Regions from separate parts of the Mus musculus genome. Here region 1 is linked to region 2. A link is a contact called in ENCODE Hi-C or POLR2A ChIA-PET data. All regions are on one chromosome and are shown on one strand. Each heading gives the region's core, a stretch centred on a gene start or an enhancer-like site at or near the end of the contact. The rest is flanking DNA. Distances are from core to core; before and after follow the strand shown.

Region 1 (6,760 bases), core at 1,213-3,712, 35 kb after region 2:
CTGTGTGTGTGTGTGTGTGTCAAAAATTACAGAATGAAAATAGGCCATGAATTTGTAAAGAGAGCAAGGTAGGCTACATGGGAGGGTTTGGATTGAGGAAAGTGAAGGAAGAAATGATATAATCTTAAAAGTAGAAATCATTTCAAAAAAATCTTTTTGAAGAATTTAGATCAATCTTCATAATTAACTTAAGGAAATTCACCTTATTCCTCATTTTATCTAGGACAGTAGGAGTCTCAGAGTCAAATTTGGAAGCTCACTTTAGCTGTGCATTCAGATTATGTTTTCAAATGCAAAACTGTCTTAGCTGGTTCCAGATTTCTTAACAGAGTTCTGTAAGCCAACAACAAACATATCTCTCAGTAAGGAGACCGGAAAATCTAAGATCAAGGTTCTGCTGGTATCAAGGAAGGGTTCATGAACAGTTCTTCCATTATGCTCCCTATGGCTAAGGAGGGTTGAGAGATCTCCAGGGTCTTTAAGAATGTTCCACCGTTGCGACTTCATTATCTTCTGAAGGACCCATCTCCAGTCACCATCACATTACAGGTTAGAATGTCAGCATAGGAATTTTGGGTAGACACACATATACAACTTTTGTGACTTACCCATATTGCCAAGTCCTGCATGGCTGTGGAAGGGACATCATGAGACAGTTCTTGTTCCTGGAGCACAATGTTGACGGTTGCTAGGAGTAAAGCTTGTTTGTATAATAATGTACATATTTTCATGCTCTTCCTTCAGGGAATGCTCTCCCCATTAAGGTTAATAACTCCATGATAATAAGAAACAGCATGAGTCCAGAAGGATAGAATGTGTTTCTCAGCAAAATGGTAAAAGCTGTGACCTTCAAGACAGCCCTTAAAGCTGTGGGAAAGAACTCTGAAAATATGAGTTCAAGAATATATAGTTTCTCAACTGTGCAAAATTTAAGGATGCACTATGAATTGTATGCGGGGCTTTATAGACCTAAAAGAACAGAGACAGCTGCACTAATGAGTCAGAAAGATATTAAGGGAAGAGTTAAAGAGATATAGGGAGTGATGATCTCAGGGCAACATCCCACCCAGCTAAGTTTATTGTTTGTGCTTACAAAGACTCTGCCTAGATTCCTGAGTTCAAGGTCAGCCTGGGACAGAGCAAGTTCAGATCCAGGCATAATGGGAATGGTAATCTCAGGATCTCAGGATGGGATTCCGCCCCACCCCCCACCCCCCGCAGCTAAACTTATGTTTGTGCTTACAGAGGCAGGCAGGTCTCTGAGTTCATTTGCCACGTTTTAAAAATGTACTTGCTGATTTCTAAGAATCAAGGAGCTAAGGTCATAAAATGCTGATTGGTGGGGTAATCAATAGGGAACTTGGGGTAATGACTGAGTTGATATATAAATAAAAGACTGGGATTTGATCTCTAAGAGCTGAACATACAGCTCTTTGAAGAGCCAACTCGAGCAGAAGACAGAGCTGTCAGCTTGCACCCACCACTAATCTCAAGTCATTTCTTCTGCCACTCTCAAATACTCCTTCCTCATGACCCCCTCTCCAAGATGAGGCTGGTCCTTGGCACCATAGTGTGTATGTGTGTGTGTAAATGTGTGTGTGTGTGTGTCTGTGTGAGTGTGTGTAAATGTGTGTCTGTGTGTGTGTGTGTCTGTGTGTGTATGTCTGTGTGTGAGTGATGTGTGTGTAAATGTGTGTGTGTCTGTGTCTCTGTGTGTATGCCTATGTGTGTGCGTGTGTGTAAATGTGTGTATGTCTGTGAATGTGGGTATGTATGAGTGAGTGAGTGTTTGTGTGTGTGTGTGTGTGTGTGTGTGTGTGTGTGTGTGTGTGTTTTACTGGGGAATAAACCCAAGACTTTATTTCATCCAGGCAACTACTCCACCAAGTGAGCTATATCCCCAGCCGTGCTTTCCCATATTTTAATTATTTTCTTTATTTTTAAAGGACTTCTTGTTATCACAAACTGCCTCAATTTAAAAAAAAAACAATTTAAGCAGTTTTTATAATAAGATATACCTACAAACCAGTACTGTGGGCAACCTGAAGAAGGTCCTTAAAATTCCAAAGTTTGTTTTACCCAGAGGCTGTCCAGAGAACCCTGATAAGTAACTAATTCTGGTATTTAGAGAGAACACATGCTCAAAGTTAAGATAATGAAACAATGCTCTGCTGATTGTTGAAAGCCACTCCTCCTGACCTCTAGAACTAACTCTGTACAGCCACTTAACAGCTCCTGGCTTCTGGGTCTACCTCTGGAGGACATGGAGGGGCTCCCCGGATACAGAGACCTTACAGAAGATTGGGGTGAATGGAGGCCCCCTTGAGCTCCCCTGTTCTAAACAATCGCCTCCTAGTGTCCAGGCTTACCCATATTGTGGCAGCCATCCCTGGGGACTCTCAGCTCCTGTGACATCTCTCACGTCCCTGTCACTCCACCGACACCTTGTGCTAATGCTTGACTTCAGATTCTCATTACCTCATGCCCAGATCAGGCCAATAGCCTCTAGTCTCCCAACATCCTGTGCCCGCCACACCTCTCTCAACCACTACTGTATTTGTAAGGAGATACTGCCTGCATCTCGCGAGTTCACTGCTCAAAGCCTTCGAGGGACTGCCCGCCGTCAGGTGAATACTCTGCGGCTTCAGACACCCACACCCATGTTCCTTCTTCGTCTGATACAGCGTCTAGCCCTTCTCTCGGAATTCCCCTGTGGACTTCCCATGCTGCTTGTTATTTCTCAACTATGCTGCTGCTTTCCCTCACCTACTCAACGCCCCATGCCAGGCACACTGCCTGTCCTCCAGTTTCTCGTTCTTGCCTGTCTGTCATCACCCTGTTTGGCCCCATCTCCACTGACCCCTTCCCTGACAACTGCCCTTATCTGAATGAAACCACTCACGTGTCACCTTCTCCACTGCCTCCTATTGTCAGTGAGCCTCTTATTCAAGCATGTGCTTGGCTTCCCTGATACACCATGAACGCCCTGTAGCCAGAGGACTAAAAACAGATGGATCAAGGCCTGGGGAGGCAAGGGGAGGTGTGGGGACAGCTTGACATTGGGGTTCAGAGATCAGGCAGGCTATATTTTAACTGCCAACTCTGTGACCTGGTGAGATTCCTGATCTTGAGACAGGCTAACTCCATGACAGGCTTCCAAAGAGCAGTTCAGGAGACTAGGCCTAAATCTCTGTTTCCAAGAACTGAGCAAATCTAGGCAAGTCCAGGCCTCAGAAGCTGCCCCACCACCTGGCCTCAGGCAAGGACAATGGGTCAGCAGCAGTTTCCACACTTCCTCAGCAACAGTTTCCAGACTTCTAGCCTCCCACACCCCAGCGATGGTCCCAGAATGTCCCTAGAGATAGATCGAACAGATTAAGATAGAGGTCACCTACTGCTCCCCAGAATTCCCCTAATGTGCTTTAAATCAGGTCTTTGAGCTTACTTCTGGATCTCCATCTTTATAAAAGGTAGACCCCAGCATGCTGGACTTCTGCAAAATAAAAGACTCTTTGTGTTTACATACTATTTGAGTCTGGGGTATCATTCTTCCACAAATCATGGACTCTTACAATCTTTCCATGACCTTCTCAGAAAATGGGGATAATGGCCAAGCCCACCTCATAGGGCAATTATGAGGATAATGAATTAGTATGCAGACGGCCCTGAGACTGGCATGCACACAAAGTTCACTTAATTTATTATTTCTTTCATTATCAAGCAAGGTGAGAGGGCTTGTCATGGGCTAGGTACTACATAAGTGACCTTGTTTAATTCCTAGAACGATCCAGTGACAAAATGGGACTCTGCTCACGGTAGAGAGGAGAAACCTGAGGTTCTGCGAAGTTGAGCCACACGGCTGGTAATTAGTTCATCCTCTCAGCCACTGTGAGTTCAAGGACCGTTGCCTCCTCCTGGCCCTACAATAGGTCAATCCTGATGTAGAGCAAAGGGCTTCTTCTGCTCCTTTATATCCTTCAGTATCGCTTAAGCTGCTCAAAGCACGTTTGTTGTGGAATGACCGGCAGACTTCTTACACCGGATCAGCCCTTTGTGCTCCTCTGTGCGGAGGTCACTGATTGCCCATCATTGATTTCCTTCTGTACCTTTTCAGACCTCCAGTGTTTAGCTAGGCAACCAGCCACTGGCAGCAAAGGTCATAGCTGGCTATGGTGGCACAAGCCTGGAATCCCAGGGCTCAGGAGGTGGTGGAGGCAGGAAGATTATGAGTTCAAGGCCGTCTGGAGTACAGAGCGATGCTGTGACAAACAAAATCAAGAACGGAGGTCAGAGGTCAGCCAACTGTTCCAGGACCTATTTTAGGTTCAGCATATGGCCTGGTTTTATTTACTCAGCTCCGCCATGACAGTACATAAGGAGTCGAGGACAGTATATGTGAATGAGGGTGACTGTGTTCCCAGGACATATCTATCCTGTGGGTTGCAGGTTCCTGCCACTTGGCCTACTATGAACCTGCCATTGGCTGACTTGATTAAAGATACAAGGATTGTTAATATTGTGTGTCAACTTGGTTGGCCCATAACAGGCCAAGATATTTTGGCAAACCTTATTCTAGGAATTTCTATGCAGATGTTTTTCAGTGAGGTTGATTCAGCTGATTATGAACATAGGATTAGGAAGGCCACCATTACCTTATCCAACCCACTGAAAGCTTTGCTTAGCCAAAAAAAGAAAAAAGAAAAAAAAAAGAAAAAGACTAGCTTTGTAGATAAGGAGAGAAGTCTCCAGTAGACTGCTTCAGGCTTATCCACAGCACTGGATCTTTCTGAATGTACAACAGACAGTCTTTAGACTAGTCTGTCTGTGTGCATCATTCAGGCTTGGACTCAACTTCTGTAACCACCAGAGTCAGTTTCTATGCACATGCACATCCACTGGTTTTGTTTCTCTGGCGAACCCTGAGAGATATGATGCCATGCTCCATCTTGCTCTGTGGCGAGATGTGCCAGGGAGATTAAGGTCTGGCCAGTGGAATGTTCTGGGGCAGCTTCCAGGAAATGGTGGCCTTTGCCCTTTGGCCTGTCATCTCCCTTCTACTTTTCCTGCTGTTTGGAAGGCAGGTTTCATGGCTGAAGGGCCACTGTGGACTATAATATAGCAACAAAGCAGAACTCCAAAGCAGTCTAGGGTCAAGGGACCATGAAGCCCTCCAACCTGTGTCAATGCCCTGAATTCTTCATGCTAGGAGAGAGCAGCTCATGAGGCCCAGGCTGGGCTTGAATTCCATATATAACCAATGATGGTGACCTTAAACTCCTGATTCTTCTGCTTCCACATCACAGGCTCGTACTTCTTAGCTTCTTATCAGGGCTTTTGTATGAGACAAAAATGTTGGAGAACCCTGCTGTTAAGGTTGCCAACCCCCATGTCCAGACAGCTCTCCGAGCTCAGTGTGAAATAGAGGACTCTCTTTCTCAGTGGGGCTTCTCTTTCTCTACCTGACCCTGTCTGGAGAGTGTCCCTTAAGCACAGGTGCCCGGCCTTGTCTGAAAAATGACTTTGTGTAGAACTGTCCTCAAACGCTGCACAACTCAGCACACAAGTCCCACTCTGGTTTTGTGCCCACGTGATAATTCGGTACTATATTATGACCAGTCAGCCCTTCCCACCCCCCATGATAGTTAGATACTATGCTATGACCAAGTAGCTCTTTCCACTCATAGCCCTGAAAGCTCTTGCATATCCTTTCCCTGGAACAGTAAAGTAGACCTCTCACTGCAGAGGTCTCCAGGAGTTCTTCTGTCATACTCATAGCTGTCCAAACCCTGCTCGATGTTTCTACTACCTTTGTTTTCTCCTGGCTGGAGGTCAACAAACCCTCAGGAAGAAGGGGGACTCACATAAAATTACAGCCCAGTCTCATTAAAGCTACATGTAATGTCCCTGCCCAGCCTATGTGAGCCCTAATGGATGCAATGCTGTCTCTCTGGAGCTGGGAAATGGTTAGCCTTCTCTCTGGCAACTGTGAGCAGCTTCAAAGCCAGTATTTCCCCCAAACCTCTTTTCATAGGGAACGGCCCAATCTAAGTCTTTTCCACGTTGAGAAATCTCTTTTCATAAAAAGCAGAGTGAAGTAAGGCTGAAGAGTAGGAGAGAAATAGATCCCTCCTGAGTAGGTGTGAGGGAGATCAGCGTATAACCAGACCGGAGGACAGTAGTGATGACACCCTGGGGATGCTGGGCAGGATGGGGAGTCAGTGCTGGAAAAACATCTGGAGCTGGCTGTGGATGGTTTTGTCATGACTCAGCAACATGCATTCAGTTCTGGCCACGATCAGCTTTTTGTGCACCCACAGCTTAGAGGCAAGGAAATGAGAAGAGAAGGCTGGTGAGGTGGCTTAGCAGGTGCCTTAGTCACCTTTCTCCTGCTGTGATAAAACACCATGACCAAGGCAACTTATAAAAGAACGGGCATATGGTTTCCTGATGTCAGAGTAAAAGAACAGTGTTAATCCCACAAATCAAGAAAAAAAGCACTACCACAGTTTTTGAGCCAAATCTGAAGCAAGCTTTATTAAATAAATGCTGGCCAAGACCATGGGTAAAGCCAGGTCCATACCTGGAATTTTCAGAGTATGGTGCCACAGTACATCAGCCAGGGGCTTATAAAATCAAAAGCCACGAGGCTGTGTACATTCTACCTTTGTCCAATCAGAGCCTAGCACACATCCTGACATACTTCCTGCCTACATGAGATCAAGCACACAGCCTGTGTGGTTGGTGCAACCAAGCTTGTTCA
Region 2 (6,422 bases), core at 1,506-4,005:
CCAGCAAGAAATGGCAGGGCAAGCAGAAGCCTCCTTCCTGAGACTTGCTATGCTGAGCCTCTGAGCTCTGGGTTCCAGATACTTTCCTGCAGGTCTAGACAGGGAGGTGAGGGTACGTTGGGCTGCAGCAGGCCTCTGGAGGAAGAAGGTGTTGGCCTAGGGCAGGAAGAGGAAGCCAGGCCCTCCCATGGGGCTGACTCACCCACACCCACTCTCGCCGGGCTTGTTCATTTGAGGATGGCAGATACCCCCATCGTGTGGGTTTCTGCACTGGTTGATCTTGACCCCTGAAAGGCAGATGCCCTTTCTTCCGGCCCTGCTGAGTTACATTTCAATTCTCTAACAGCAGGTGAGTCCAGAGAAAGGATTAGCAATAGCCTGGAATAACCATAGCTTGATGCATGGGTAAACTGATCTTTCTGCCCTTCCTTCCCCTACCACCCTATACAGTTGTTTCCAGCCTTCCTCCGGAGGAACGGATAGAGGGGAGGATAGAGAACGGGAGAGAGGCCTAGAGTCTCCAATACGGAGGCAGGCTGTGCCCTGGCTGCAGTTTCAGTAACTTGAGCTCTCTGTTCTGATGGTGCTTTCTCTCTTAAGGGAGTGGCAAAATGAGCAAAGATTCAGCAAGTATCTGAGACAATATATGGCAGATATCTATCACTCCAAAGGTCAGCATGGGGCCGGTGGCACACTCAGTGGCAGAATGGGCTCAACATGCTCGAGACCCTAGCCTGGATCTCCAACACCATGCAACAGAGGCAACATGACCATTCTGCTCTACAGACAGAAGAGTCTTGGAGACCAAGTCAGGGTTAGATTCCCTAGATGGTACTGCATCCATAATATCCAACAGCCTAGTTCTTAAAACATGAGACATCTCTATCTACATCATTAAATATAGCACGGTCTTTTAATGCTAAGACTAGAACAGCTTGCCTTTTGATGAGTTGCAAGAAACACGAGCTTTTAGACTTGGGTTACAATAAATCATCTTCTATTGGGTTCTGATTCTGGTTAAATAGCCTTTCTATTTGATCCGGGACCGGGAGGATTACCCATGGATAAATTCTCCAAGTTGTCTCGGCTTAGCAAGGATCATCTAGGACTTAGGGCTCAGGATTCTGGTTTTTTTTTTTTTTTTTTTTTTTTTTTATTTATTTATTATATGTAAGTACACTGTAGCTGTCTTCAGACACACCAGAAGAGGGCGTCAGATCTTGTTACAGATGGTTGTAAGCCACCATGTGGTTGCTGGGACTTGAACACTGGACCTTTGGAAGAGCAGTCAGGTGCTCTTACCCACTGAGCCATCTCACCAGCCCCCCAGGATTCTGGTTTTAATAGCCCAGGGAGCACTATTACAGGGTTTTAAGCTTTAACTGAGCAGGGTGAAGAGAGGACAAAGCCCCTCCTTCTCCAGTCTATTAACTGAAGGGATAAGAATATCCCAGCTCAGAGGAAAATTGAAAGGCGTGAAATGCTTTGAGAGAAACAGGACCAACTCCCAAATGGTTTATCATACGTGGCAAATCATCTTTCCACGACCAAAGGGAATAAGAAAGAAGTTAGAGGGTAGATTGGACTGGAGAGAGAGTTGCCTAAAGGCTCCAACACTGTGCCAGGTGGTACTGCGATCTCTACCCTAAGCAAATTTTGGGGATAATGGGATAGCGAGGAAGCCTTTTATGAACAGACAAATTATCATCATGCAAGGGGGTCGTGTGCTGCGGCCATAGCAACAGAGGGCTACTTCTTGGTAAATTCCAGAGAAAGACTCTAAAGCTGAACCTGAAGCTCAGAGTCAGGGGATTAATAAAAACAGCAACAAAACCTGAACCGAAGTATGGCAGTGTGCCTGTTAGGTGCAGCACAGAGATGTGGTGATGTGGCGGGAAGAGCAACCTGGCAGGTCAGGTCCTCCATCCCTATCCCCACGACAGTACCCTTCCCTCCCGCCCGCCCCCACCCCCCTCCCCCGCCTTAGTTTTGTCTTCTGACAAACCGGAAGACCAACCTTATAGCTGATCGCTAACGTCCCTTTAAACCATGACAACCCTGATGAGAATAAACCTTCCCGAAGCTTTCCAGCACAGCGGGAAGAGTTACTGAGCTTGGAAACCGAAAGGAAAGCAGGCGAGATGCTCCCACTACAGGAGGAGAAAGCAAGGGGCCGGATCTGGAAGGCAGTGGAAACCCAAAAAGAGGATGGTGTTGAGACAGGGTAGGGTGGATAGGGGCTGGGCGCCCGGGGAACTGCGGAATGATTTGGGGACTGAGATACATATGATGGAGGCCCGCGGCAGCCGCGGGAACCCGCCAGTCCCGGAGGATACATAGGCTTGGGGACTCACCTGCGTCTGCTCCTCCGTGAGACCCGCCTCGGCTGCGATGAGGCACAGCGTGGTGGGGTCCGGGTGCTTGTTGACCTTGTTGAAGTTGTACTCCAGGATCTCCACCTGGTCCTCCGTGGGGCCGCTCGCGGTCTGCGCCGACATGGTCCGTGCGCGTCTGCAGGGGAACCAGATGGCCCGGGTGAGCGAGGTCCGCCTGCCCCCTCCCGCCGTTCCACCGAGGCGCCCCGCGCCGCTGGCTGCGGAGTTTGGGGGGAACCCTCCTTCCCCGGGACCGTCCCCAACCTGACTAAGGATGGAGAGGAGGAAGAAGACGCCTCCCGCCTGACACTCCGAGGGGACAGTATACTGAGGAAGCGCCTCAAGTGCTGCCTCCGGAGATCCGGAGCTGCCCTAGGGACTGAGGACACTCGCGGGGCTGGGCTCCCGTCGCCGTGGGCACGCCTCCCGGGCCGCCACACTCCGCCTCCGCCGCGGGCTAGCACGTGGGGGCCTTGCCAGGGAGCGCAGGGCAACGCACACTTTGGGGAAAGACGCTCACTGCACAAGTTGGGGAAAAAGAGACCGCACTTACAAACAATACTACCAATGGATATTTACTCTTTTTTTTCCCCCTGATTAAAAAATAGCACGTACTGCAGAAAATGTGAAGGACATTAAAATCACAGAGGGAAAATTAAATTGCCAGCTTAGTCGCAAATAACGGCTATAAAATTTTTGGATGATACTTTAAAGATCTTTCCAATGTACTTGTACTGAGACGGAAATGGAAACACAGCGATAATGATTTATGATTTACGGCTGGGTGGTAGCGTGGAGAAGGCTGAGCCATGAGCATGCGGAAGGCAGCTGAACCCCAAATGCCAAGCCTCCATCCCAAGAGCCTACCTACCTCACTGCGGTCTCCTGTATGTGTGTGAGATACCTTTCAAAACCTACCCAATTAATCAGGATCAAAATCAACTATCATTTAGAACCTCAGACTTCAGCCCAGAAAAATAGGTCCACCTCCAGCTTCCAGTTCTCCAGCAACAAATGTTGTCAGCATATCGCAGCAACAACCTTCCTGCTGCGCCACACCAATATAGCTTCAGACTTGGGGCTAAGAAAACTACCAGGTGTGTTCCCTCCTCCTATGCTTCCTGTTGAAAACTAGGAGGTAAAGACGGTTGGTCTTCAAGATATTCTTGGCTGTAGATTCTGTCCAGGCTTAGCCAAGCAGTAGTGTGGGAATCACCCTGGCTTGTTGCATTAACAATCGCAGAGTCCCGAGCGGGTTTTGATGTGGTTTGTGCCTGGGGGTGAACTATCTGGATAGTGTGCTCAGAGCTAACCACCTTCTCATCTGTGGCTTATACCTCCTACTTCCTAAGTCAATGCTTCTTACCTCTCCTCTAGTTCCCTTGAAGAGGTTTCAGACAGGAGGAACTTTTCAACTACGTGGGACTGGGCCTCAAAGCATTTGCCAAGTCACCAGCAAATCATTTTCAGGGAACTAGATGTCCCTCTACTTAAAATTTGTACCAAGGATCCCCGACTCTGCACCAAGGCTGTGGCCCATCTGGTTAGAAATACCTTTCCTGGGCTGGAGAGATGGCTCAGCGGGTAAGAGCATTGACTGCTCTTCCAGAGGTCCTGAGTTCAATTCCCAGCAACCACACATGGTGGCTCACAACCATCTGTAATGAGATCTGATACCCTATTCTGATGTGTTTGAAGACAGCTACAGTGTACTTACATATAATAAATAAATCTTTTAGAAAAAGAAAGAAGGAAGGAAGGAAGGAAGGAAGGAAGGAAGGAAGGAAACAAGGAAAGAAATACCTTTCCTGTTAGCACGCATTTCCCCTCCCCGTCCTTCTATGACACATACTCTTTTGAAAGTCATCTCACAGTCAGGGACATTGAGGCAGAGGACCCAAAGATTCCACGATTTCCAACAATGGCCAGAACTCTAGAGCGGAAATACTGAGTGTTGGTTCCAGGCCCGTGGTCTGCTAGCCCCCTTACAGTAAGGCAGTCTATCTTCAGTTTAGTGGGAGAAACTTATCAGCATGAGGGCAGGGAGGGGCTTGTCTCCGTTTTCAAAGGGTGCATCTCTAATTAGACACTAATCCCAGCCTATGCTGTCCACCAAGGCCACCACCACCATTCGAGCTGTCAACTGAAACATAGCAGGGGTAACGGCTGCCTCTGGTGTTGCTTCTTGCCCATTCCATTTAATACAGTCCTGCTGATTCTTCCACCAGGACCTTTGTTGATGCCCGGTGGAATCCTCAGGCCTTCAGAAATAGCCCACTGCAGGAACGTGACTCAGACGGGCGTACACGCTTCCCCGGGTTTTTTGTAACTGCTGGTGTATAACTCATGGGTTGCTAATGTCGCTACGTGGGATCAAGTGCATTTTATTTTATTAGTTTTCTGTGGCTTTCTGTTACCAAACTGAGTGGGGTTGTGTGGGGGAGGTCCTGGTTTATTTTAAAGGACTGGTAGGGTGAGTTGGTAGAGGACCGCTGGCCTTGGTTGGCTGCTAAGGAGACTGTGGGAGGGTCTTTGGACAGCATCTAGCTTTCCAAGGTACACTAAACAAGCACACTTGGCTTCTAGCTATGGGGACGCAAGAGCACTACCGTCAGTTTTTTGTTACTGCCCTGCAGAGCTCAGGCGCGATTATTTCAGCCCTCCCTGGTAGGCAAATGTTTGCTGTTGCTTTGTTTCTTTCTGTCTTACTGTAAGAATCAAGCGGCCCTGGTAATGGTGACCTTGTAAAGGTCCTCAACTGTCTCCAGTAAGGAAATAAAGTAGCCATTGAGAAGTTTCTCTGAACTTAGCCTAACCAATATCAGATACAAAGAACTAACAACTACTTTGAAGCCCTGTCAACTTCAATCTTAACACCAGAGTTAACTGCTGCGGTTGTTCACATCTTGTGAAACACCTCGAAGAGCAGTGTGTCCTGTCATTGTGTTTTAGTTCTGTGCTTGGGGAAGTCATTGCACAAGCCCTTTCGAGAGGTTAAATGAAAACCAGCTGGCTTTTTTTCTAAATCCGTTCCAAAGCCTGGGCTGACCTTTGTGTCACAGGCTCAGCTTTATGTCCTGTGAGCCTGTAGTCCTTTGCTTTGGACATATCTACTTACATTAACGAGCTCATACGAAGTGCTATGAACCTTGGCTACCTCCCTATTTAAACATCTTCTCCCTCTCCCAGAATTATGACTTCTCTGTAGCGCCACTAATATCCAATCAAGAGAGAAAGCAATTTGCTACCATAAACCTACTCCAGTTGGCCACAGGGCTGAAGCAGGTGGATTTCCCCCCTAAGACAGGGTCTCAAACTTGCTATATAGTTGGTAAAGACTTTGAATTTCTGAGCCTACCTCCCCCCCATCTGTGTGTGTGTGTGTGTGTGTGTGTGTGTGTGTGTATGTGTGTGTGTGTGCATGTATCTGCACCCTTGCCCATGTGTGCCTCCTGAGAGTGTACCCAGGGTTGCATGCATTTTGGACAAGCATGCCACCAACTGTGAGCTACATTGATAATCCAGGTGAATCACTGCTTAGGACATCTTCCAGTTTTCTTTGCCTGCATTTTTCTTGTGTTCATTGTGAACTGCCTGCAAGCAATTGACTCTGTAAATATTTTTGTATTTTCCCAAGCAAGAAAAAAATGCCGTGTGGCTACTTTTCCAAGAGAAGTGATGGGTCTCTGCTTTGGAAGACAGGATCTTCCTACTCAGAGGTTACTTAACTTACTGCTTTACAGAAGATGAAAAGGGGGTTCACTCAAACTTTCAGTGTCCCTTAGAAACTAACAAAAAGTCAGCCTGTGTGGTAGATTGAATGAGAATGCCCTCATGGGCTCATACATATGAATGCTTGATTCCCCATTGGTGGGTGGCTTAGAAGTGTGGCCTTGTTGGATAACAAATAAATAAAATAAATCACTGTGGGGTGGGCTTTGAGGTTTCAAAAACCCACACCAAACCCAGTCTCTCTGTCTCCCTCGCTCCCTCTTCCTCTCCACCCTCCCTGTCTTCTGCCTGCCACGAGGATTTCAGCTCCCAGCT

Evidence for each region. Hi-C counts contacts between places; a loop is a spot of excess contacts on that map. ChIA-PET counts read pairs that join two places held with the same protein, here RNA polymerase II (POLR2A).
Region 1: a loop to region 2 is called in a map of heart, with 2.0 times the contacts of the local background. The contact joins the enhancer-like site here to the promoter of Hopx in region 2. A Hi-C loop is called at or near these places in 4 of 37 maps with a recorded cell type or tissue (all heart). POLR2A ChIA-PET finds 5 or more read pairs at or near these places in 1 of 5 experiments (embryonic stem cell).

Annotation. Positions count from the first base shown.
Region 1 is chr5:77,127,934-77,134,693 of GRCm38, forward strand. No RefSeq gene overlaps it. Among named protein-coding and RNA genes, the nearest start is that of Gm15831, 8.9 kb to the left of the region's middle. RefSeq lists an enhancer at 1,947-3,060. Within about 2 kb of position 2,463, at least 1 of the 3 ENCODE cell types and tissues checked has a DNase peak (open chromatin) inside an H3K27ac peak, as active enhancers do; it is heart, where a contact is called at or near this core.
Region 2 is chr5:77,092,512-77,098,933 of GRCm38, forward strand. Hopx (HOP homeobox) reads right to left here and starts at 2,756. Exons shown (of 3, transcript NM_001159900.1): 1 at 2,640-2,756; 2 at 2,355-2,511. The coding sequence starts at 2,498. Hopxos (a long non-coding RNA gene) reads left to right here and starts at 6,319. Exons shown (of 2, transcript XR_880408.1): 1 at 6,319-6,422.